Linked DNA regions of Homo sapiens: region 1 is linked to region 2. Evidence: chromatin contacts called from ENCODE Hi-C or POLR2A ChIA-PET data. All regions are on one chromosome and are shown on one strand. Each heading gives the region's core, a stretch centred on a gene start or an enhancer-like site at or near the end of the contact. The rest is flanking DNA. Distances are from core to core; before and after follow the strand shown.

Region 1 (3,724 bases), core at 1,211-3,710, 290 kb before region 2:
GACCAGCCTGGCCAACATGGTGCAACCCTGTCTGTACTAAAAATACAAAACTAAAATTAGCCGAGCGTGGTGGCGTGCGCCAGTAATCCCAGCTATTCAGGAGGCTGAGGCATGAGAATCACTTGAACCCGGGACGCAGAAGTTGCCGTGAGCTGAGATTGCACCTGAGTGACAGAGCAAAATGCTGTCTAAAAAAACAAAACAAAACAAAACAAAAAACCTACTGCTTCTAAATTATTCTCCAGACCATACTCCAGCATGATCCACTAAAAATATAAGTCTGGTGAATGATTCCCCTTGAGGACTCCTCACAGCTTACAGGCTAAAGCCCACAAACTTTTCAACACCTACTTTGCTTTGTCCTGTATTATCCAGCCTGCTCACCTCCTGCTGCTCTGCCACCCACTCCTCTGTTCCAGCTTGATCCATGCTTCTGAAGCTTCCAGTTGGGGATGTCCAATGCCTTCTTGGCCTACCTTCACCTGGTTCATCTCCCTCTATAAGAAGTTTTTCTTTTTCTTCTTTTTTGTTTTGTTTTGAGACGGAGTCTCGCTCAGTTGCCCAGGCTGGAGTGCAGTGGCGCAATCTCAGCTCACTGCAACCTCCGCCTCCCGGGTTCAAGCGATTCTCCTGCCCAAGCCTCCCGAGTAGCTGGATTACTACTATTGCCTAAGCCTCCCGAGTAGCTCCTGGGATTACAGGAGCCCGCCACCACGCCCAGCTAATTTTTGCATTTTTGCAGGCTGGTCTCGAACTCCTGGCCTCCCAAAGTGCTGGGATTACAGGCCTGGGCCACCGCACCCTGCCCAAGAAGCCTTTCTTGACCAACTCTCTTACATCATTTGATGTCTCCTTTTGTCTACCTCTGTTTTCTCTCTGTTGTTTTCCTCACACTGTTTTGCAATTATTATCCTACCTATCTATCCACAAGACAGTGAACTTCTTGAAGAAGCACAACTGTCTTATATCATCTTTTATCCCAGCACCTGGAGCACCGTGAGAATAACAGCTAAGATTTACCAAGCACTTACACAGAGCTAAGAGTTTCACATGCACTGACTTGTTAATCACTACAGCAACGCAAGGAGATAGGACTATCATTATGCCCACTGACAACAGAGGAAACTGAGGCACAGGAAACTCATTTGCTAGGCCCAACGATTTAAATTCAAATCAGACGCCTGATCTGAACTACTCTGGAATATCGCCTCAATAAATGTTTGCTGTTTCTCGGGAGAAATCGGTGAGAAAAAAATAAGTATTTGCTGAAAACTAAAAACCAAAGATGGCTCCAAGTATGTGATTACAGACTATCCTCCTTTTTAATCTTATCTCTTGAGGGGAGAGGGCTGTCACACAACCGTTCCAGGACACCACACACAGAGTAACCGAGATGAAAGCGCCAATCCAGCCATCCACCGCGGCTGGGAAAAGGCCTGTCCCTTCCTAAGGTAAAGAGGGACTGAGAGCGTGAGCACAGGGACACGCTGCACCCAGGGGAACAGCACTGGGTCGGGGGAAGGATCTGGCCAGTGACAAGGAGGCTGTCTGGAGGGGTGGGGGTCCAGCGTGGGTTCCGGAAGCAGGAAAGGCGAGCAGGTGTGGGATCTAAATTAGGACGAGGGGCGGGGAGGGCGCTCCGCGCAGAAGGGCGCAGCTCGGCCTCCGACCTCAGCAGCGGACCCTCATCTCGGCCGCTTGTTGGTCCGCAAGCCTGGAGTGGGCTGAGACCCGCCCAGAAACCGGGAGAACTGAGGCGCGGGCGAGCCCCTTAGGCTCCACAGGCTTTCCGCCCCGAGGTCCTAACTGCGCCCCACTTCAAGTCTGGCCTCTTCACAGAAGTGGCTGCACGCCTCGGGGTAAAGGGGGGAGCGGAGGGTGGCGGGGGAGAGAGCGGGGAGCCCCGAGGGAAGGGCGGGGGAGCCTGGGCCGGAAGGCGTCCCAGGCTCGGCTGGCAGCCGGCGCTCTCTTTCGACGCCACCCGCTGCCCCCGCCCCCGAGCCGGCCGGGACGGCAAAACGTCTCCGCCCCCAGCGCACCGCGCACCTCACCTTGAACGCCGCCCCACCCACCCCCATCTTATTGGTCCTCCCGGGCCGAGGCCTCCCTGCGATTGGTCGGGGAGGTCCGCGAAGGCCCCGCCCATCTCTCCGCCCCCGTCCCCGTCCGCCGGTACTTTGGACGGCGGCGTGGCGCCCCTCCTCCCCTCCCGGTCCCCGCCCCCTGGAGCAAATGCTGCCGAGCTGCGGCCGCGGGGCAGATGCACGCGCTCGGGCCCTTCTAGCAGGCGCGAGCAGTCGCTGGGCGCGCGAAAGCGAAAGAAGGAAGAGGAAGGGAGGGGGAGGGCGGGGTGTTGGGGAGGGGCGGGAGGAGGAAGAGGAGGAGGTTGGAGCGCGCTCGCGCTTGGCCTCGCGCCCGCGCAGAGGGAGGGGGAGAGGGGCGCGCGCGCGCACGCTCGCGTTCACGCTCGCTCCATCCATCCATCCTCCGGTCGCGGCACACGCGCGCGCGCTCCGGGCTCGCGCCGCACCCCCCGCCCGGGAGAGGCGGGCTGGAGTGGGGGGCGGGGGGAGGGGCGCGCGGACGGCGCGCGGACTGCGCGCGGGCGGGGTGAGGTGAGGAGGAGGAGGCGGCGACGGGACAAGAAGGGAGGGGAAGGGGCCATGGCCGCCCGGTGAGGCGGCCAGGCGGGGGGGCGGCCCGACCCCCCGGCCCCGGGCCCTGGGCCCCGGGGAGAGGCGAGGACGGACCGACGGACATGGGGCTCCGGAGCAGCCGCCGCCGTCGCCGCCGCCGGAGGACGCGGCCCTGAGAGGCTGCCGGGCCCCGGCGCGGCCCCCCGGGCGGGGTGAGTACGGGACGGAGACGGGGACGGGGACGGGGGAGGGGCCTGTGGGGGGCGGGGGGCGGGGCCCAAGGCGGGGCTTGGGCCCCCTCCCCCCAGGTCTGGGTCAGCGCCCCTTCCCCTCCCCCCGGGCCGACGCGGAAACGCCCGGCTTCCCCCAGCTTCCCGGCCGGGCCGGGGCCCCTGGCTCTCCCCCGTCTGGGTCCCCCTTGGGCGGGGCAGGGCCGGCCGGGGAGGGGGCGCGGGGCCTTTGTTAGGGAGCCAGGCCCCAGCCCCCGGGACAATAGAGACACCCTCCCGGACTCCTCTCCCCGGCCGGCCGGGGCTGCTGGCGGGCGGGGAAGGAGAGGGGCTGGGACGCGTCCCACTCTCTGGGGGTCGGTCTGTCCCGGCCCGGCGCCGGCCCCGGCGGCTCGGCTGTCCTCCCCCCAGTCGGTATGATGCAGCAGCAGTGCCGCAGGGACGGGGGAAGAGCCGAGGCCCGGCCTCCTACCCTTCCCAGTGCCCCCGGCTCATTCGTCAGTCCCCACCCCACTCTAGGCCGGCAGCTCCTGAAACTCGTACCCACCGTTCCGAGGGGCCCTGGGTTGTGGGTTCTGTGTCTGAATCCTTGGGTGGGGGTTCCTGGACTTTGGGGCTCTTGGAGAGACTTCCGGGCTGGTCCTGAGGGAGGGCGGGTGGTTATTTAAAGGAAGAACAGGTAAGGGGAGTGCCCGCTCCTGGCGTGCCACCCTACCAGGCTCTTCCCCCCCACCCCCCGCCGTTCCTGCTCATGGTGGCTAGAAATGTCCCTTAGCTCTAGGCTCCTGTGGGCTCTGCTCCCCTCGTGGAGTGGCAGGCTGATTTCAAGGGAAGACAGAGTGGGGTGAAGGTTGTAGG
Region 2 (3,823 bases), core at 176-2,675:
GTCAAAGCTATCTGGGTTCGATGGCTTTCTTCTCTCAGTAAAAGCCTGGGTCACCTAAACAATGTGGTTTTCAGCAGTTCGGCCGCCTCTGTGGCTTTTTCCTATATCCAAACTTATACCCTTGGAACTCAGGGGAGAGCTGAGTCTTGGAACCCAGGGACCAGTCCCCTGCTTTCGGGATAGATTCCCATTTCTGAGATTTCCAAGCAAGTTTCCAGAATGTAATCCATTTCTTTTCTTTTTGTTTCTTTTGAGACAGGGTCTCACTCTGTTGCCCAGGCTGGAGTGCGGTGTTGCAATCTCGGCTCACTGCAGCCTCAGCTTCCCAAGTAGCTGGGACTACAGGCGCGCGCTACCACGCCCAGCTAATTTTGTTTATTTTATTTTTTGTAGCGATGGGGTTTCACTATGTTGCTTGGGCTAGTCTCGAACTCCTAGGCTCAACCGATGCTCCCGCCTCCGACTCCCAAAGTGTTGGGATTATGGGAGTGAGCCACCGCGCCCGGCCAAAGATGCAGTCCATTTATGATCTTAGGAATCCAGTTAGCAAGGAAAAGGGATGACTCTCACATTTTGTTCAGGGCAACTGGACGGGGTGGCTGAACGCCGAGGTCGGAGAAGTAGCGTAGCTGGCCCCAAATGCTAGTCGCACTGCACAGAGCCTCCCGTATTTGGAGGCCCAGCATCTTTTACTAGCAGATGTGGGGTGGAGCCGGAGGCTGGGCGAAGGCGGGCCAGTGGGTTTAACCCTTTATTTACTTTTTGGGCTGGGACTCTGAGGAAGGCTAGCCAGTTACTTCTTTATTCCATAGGCAGGAAAATGGACCAGGCCTCCCTCACCTAGACCTAAAAGAGGCTCTCGAATCCTTTCAGGAAGACATTTCCTCTTTTTTGCAAAATTTCTGGAAAGTCTGGAATCCGGATATCCACCCTCTGAGTCCTTAAAAAGCTGCCCCTGATCCCGAGGCCTTCTGGGGCTGGTATCCTGCTTCCTGGGAGTCTCTCTGAAGTCCTCCTATTCTTTTTCTCAATATGGAAGCAGGATAACGAGGAAAAGTGAGGCACGCCTGGAACTAGAACGCCGGTCTAAGCCAAGATGGGTGGGCGGAGTAATCAAGCCGGTCTCATTAGGCACTTTTACCATCGCCCCTTTAAGGGATCCTTGGGAGCCGAGGGGCACCAGCGGGTACTGGTACCAGTCCTGCCTCCCTAACCCTTCCCAGTGGGACTCCAGCAGGGCGTCGTGGTCTGTGCGGTGTCTCCCAAACCACTACCTGGCTGCCCCCGTACCAGCTGCTGGGAAAGACTACTTCCTCCGAGTTGTGCCGGCCTCCGCGTTCTCCTCACCTCCCCTCTCCTCCGGACCTCCGCCCCCTCGCGGAGAGGCCTTGCCGCTTTAAGAGCCGGGCTAGCGATTGACAAGCAATAAACGCTGAGCGCCCGGCTGCGCTGGAGCCGCCCGGAGCTAGGGGCTTCCCGGGGCGCAGGTAGGCGTCCCCCGGCCCCCGGGCCAGCTCCTATCCCAAGACCTCCGCCTTCTTTTCGTCCTGACACGGCACTTAGGACCCTATTCACTGGGTTTAAACTCCACAGGCCCCTTTCACCCAGGCCCGTTCCCTCCCTGTCCACCCGCCCCCGCCCCTGGGCCCTCTTTCTGGGGTGCTGGTTGGGAGAACCAAGCCCCGCTGCCCATTGACACTGGTCCCCGCCCCTGCGGTAGGGGCTCCAAAGTGGCTTCAGGCACCAAGGTGGTGAGCTGTGAGGGGCCCCGGTATCTGCGCGGCCTCCCCGGGGGCTGTGCGGGTTGGGGGTACTTAGAAGCCCGGCATTACGTAAGAACCGTGCTGTTAGCGCTTCCGGGGGTTGGGGAGCGAGACAGAGGTTGCGCTGGGTCCCGGTGGCCCCCTGGTCCCCCTAGGCAGCTAACACCACAATCTTCCCTGGGAGGGGGTCCGCAGAAGGGCGCGCGCTGCTTCTCCCGCTTCCCAAGCTGTAGCGGGGCGGGTCGGGAGCCAGGGTTAGGGTCTGGAGACTTGGGAGGGGACCGGTGCCAGAAGCGAAGAGCTAGGGTTAGAAAGTTAGGTCAATTAAGGGGGGGGCGGTGCGGATAAAGACGGGGTGGGGGTTGGCCGGGGCAGTCATTTAGTGACCTCATCCCTGGTCTCCGGCGGGCGCGCACGTAGAGAGCCTTCTTTGATGGCTCACAACACGCCCCCCTCCCCCAGGTCCTAGCGCCCAGGGTGTTAGGGCTGGGTCCGTTGGGGCAGGGGTGATCTGATGGTCCAAGCATGCACGTCCGCCTGGCCTTTCGACCCCATCCTCTGGCCCTCAGTTCTGTCCAGACCTCCCCGCGACCTCTCGCTCTCCAAAGCGCCTTTGTCAGACCTTTCTTCTCCGCACCTCTTTGTATGTGTATGGATGGAGGGATGGGTGGGAGGTTGGAAGAAACCTCTCCCTTTCACTGCTGGTCCGCTCGCCTGCGGACACTATGGGTGATGTGGATATCTCGGAGGCAGAGCTGAGAGGGCATCTGGGCCCAGGCTTTTGGAAGCCGAGGTGCAGGTTCCCAGATGTCTGGGTGCAGGACCTTGGCACGGAGCCAGGCTAGCTTGCCTGGCACTGCCGTTCTCCTGTGGACACAGCCAGGCCCCGCCCTCTCAGAGGCTTGGACGGGCGTGGGGGAGCAAAGCCAGCCGATGCTCTGGGAACCGATTCCCCGGGAGAAAACCCAGGCAGGCTGGGCAAGACTTCCGAGCGCAGGGATTTCATACAGGATCCTCCCTGCCTTTTCCCGCCCTCCACGCTCTAGGGAAGGAGGACTTCTGGAGTCCCTTCTCTGACCCTGTGAGGGAGAGCAGCGCCAGCCAGGAGAAGGCTCCAGGTCATCAAGGCCTGGGAGGGGGAGGGAAGGGATCCCTCCTCCCTGCTCTCTAGGAGTAGAGATTGGCACCAGGGGCACGGGCCAGCACAGTGGATCCTGGGCATTTCTTCCAGCCTGGGTGTAGCCTGAATAGGGGTGCCCTTCCTCTCCCTGAAAGCACCTTTATTCCATGTCCTCAGCGGCAGAGCTGGGAGGAAAGGGAACCATCCCCCTCACTTTTGTAATTTCTGTCACCTGAGCTCAGGTGACCAGCTCAGGCCTGAGAAGGGAATGGGAGCAGAGAGGGTTTTATTGAAATCAGGTACTAGTCCTCTGGGAAGAATCCTCTTTTGGGGGGAGGTGGAGTTGCCGTGGTTCCCCCACCCCCAGGACTCAGCAGGCATTCAGTCCTAAAGTGGGCACTGCCAGATGCTTCCCCCCACTCCCCACCCCTGCTGTGAGCCACTGCCTCCTGTTGTCATGGCAACTGGGAATTAGGGTTTTATCCAGCAGCACATGCCCAGGAAGGCAAAGGGAAGAAGGGTGGGGGGTAACCCCCTGCCCTCTCCTGGGAGAACGAGGGAGCCACTCCTAGCCTGGGGAGGCCCTGGAATGGAAACTGGGGCTGTAGACTCCATGCTTGGTTCTGCCCAGAGCACTTGGTCTCCTTGTGCCAGCTCTGAGCTAAGAAAGGGAGAGAGGAGAGAGAGCCAGCCAGAGGGGCCGTGGAGAGGTAGATATCACTCTGTCAGCCCCCCAGATAAATGTGGAACATCGGCGCTTTGGTAGGCCTAGGTTCCAGAAGCAAATAAAATCAATGTGGTTCTGACTCTCAGGGAACCTGCAGTCTAGGAGTACTCATGTTTTCTACTTTGGCTCAAATTCTGGACTCTTTTATTATTTTTTAAATGACTTTTTTTTTTTAAGACAGGTTCTTGCTCTGTTGCCCAGGCTGGAGTGCAG

The links. A loop is a pair of places that touch in the nucleus more often than their neighbours do. ChIA-PET counts read pairs that join two places held with the same protein, here RNA polymerase II (POLR2A). Pooled maps may share reads with other maps.
Region 1: a pooled map shows a loop between it and region 2 (4-fold over the local background). The contact joins the promoter of ATXN7L3 here to the promoter of MPP2 in region 2. A Hi-C loop is called at or near these places in 5 of 50 pooled maps. POLR2A ChIA-PET finds 5 or more read pairs at or near these places in 2 of 52 experiments (GM12878 and HCT116).

The regions. Positions count from the first base shown.
Region 1 is chr17:44,198,620-44,202,343 of GRCh38, reverse strand. It overlaps ATXN7L3 (ataxin 7 like 3), which reads left to right and starts at 2,460. Exons shown (of 13, transcript NM_001382309.1): 1 at 2,460-2,848. ATXN7L3-AS1 (ATXN7L3 antisense RNA 1) reads right to left here and starts at 3,504. Exons shown (of 2, transcript NR_184071.1): 1 at 3,414-3,504. RefSeq lists enhancers at 1,081-1,618, 1,619-2,157, 2,883-3,438, 3,643-3,724 and silencers at 1,812-2,611, 2,712-3,321.
Region 2 is chr17:43,905,138-43,908,960 of GRCh38, reverse strand. It overlaps MPP2 (MAGUK p55 scaffold protein 2), which reads left to right and starts at 1,425. Exons shown (of 13, transcript NM_005374.5): 1 at 1,425-1,487. RefSeq lists an enhancer at 1,266-1,415.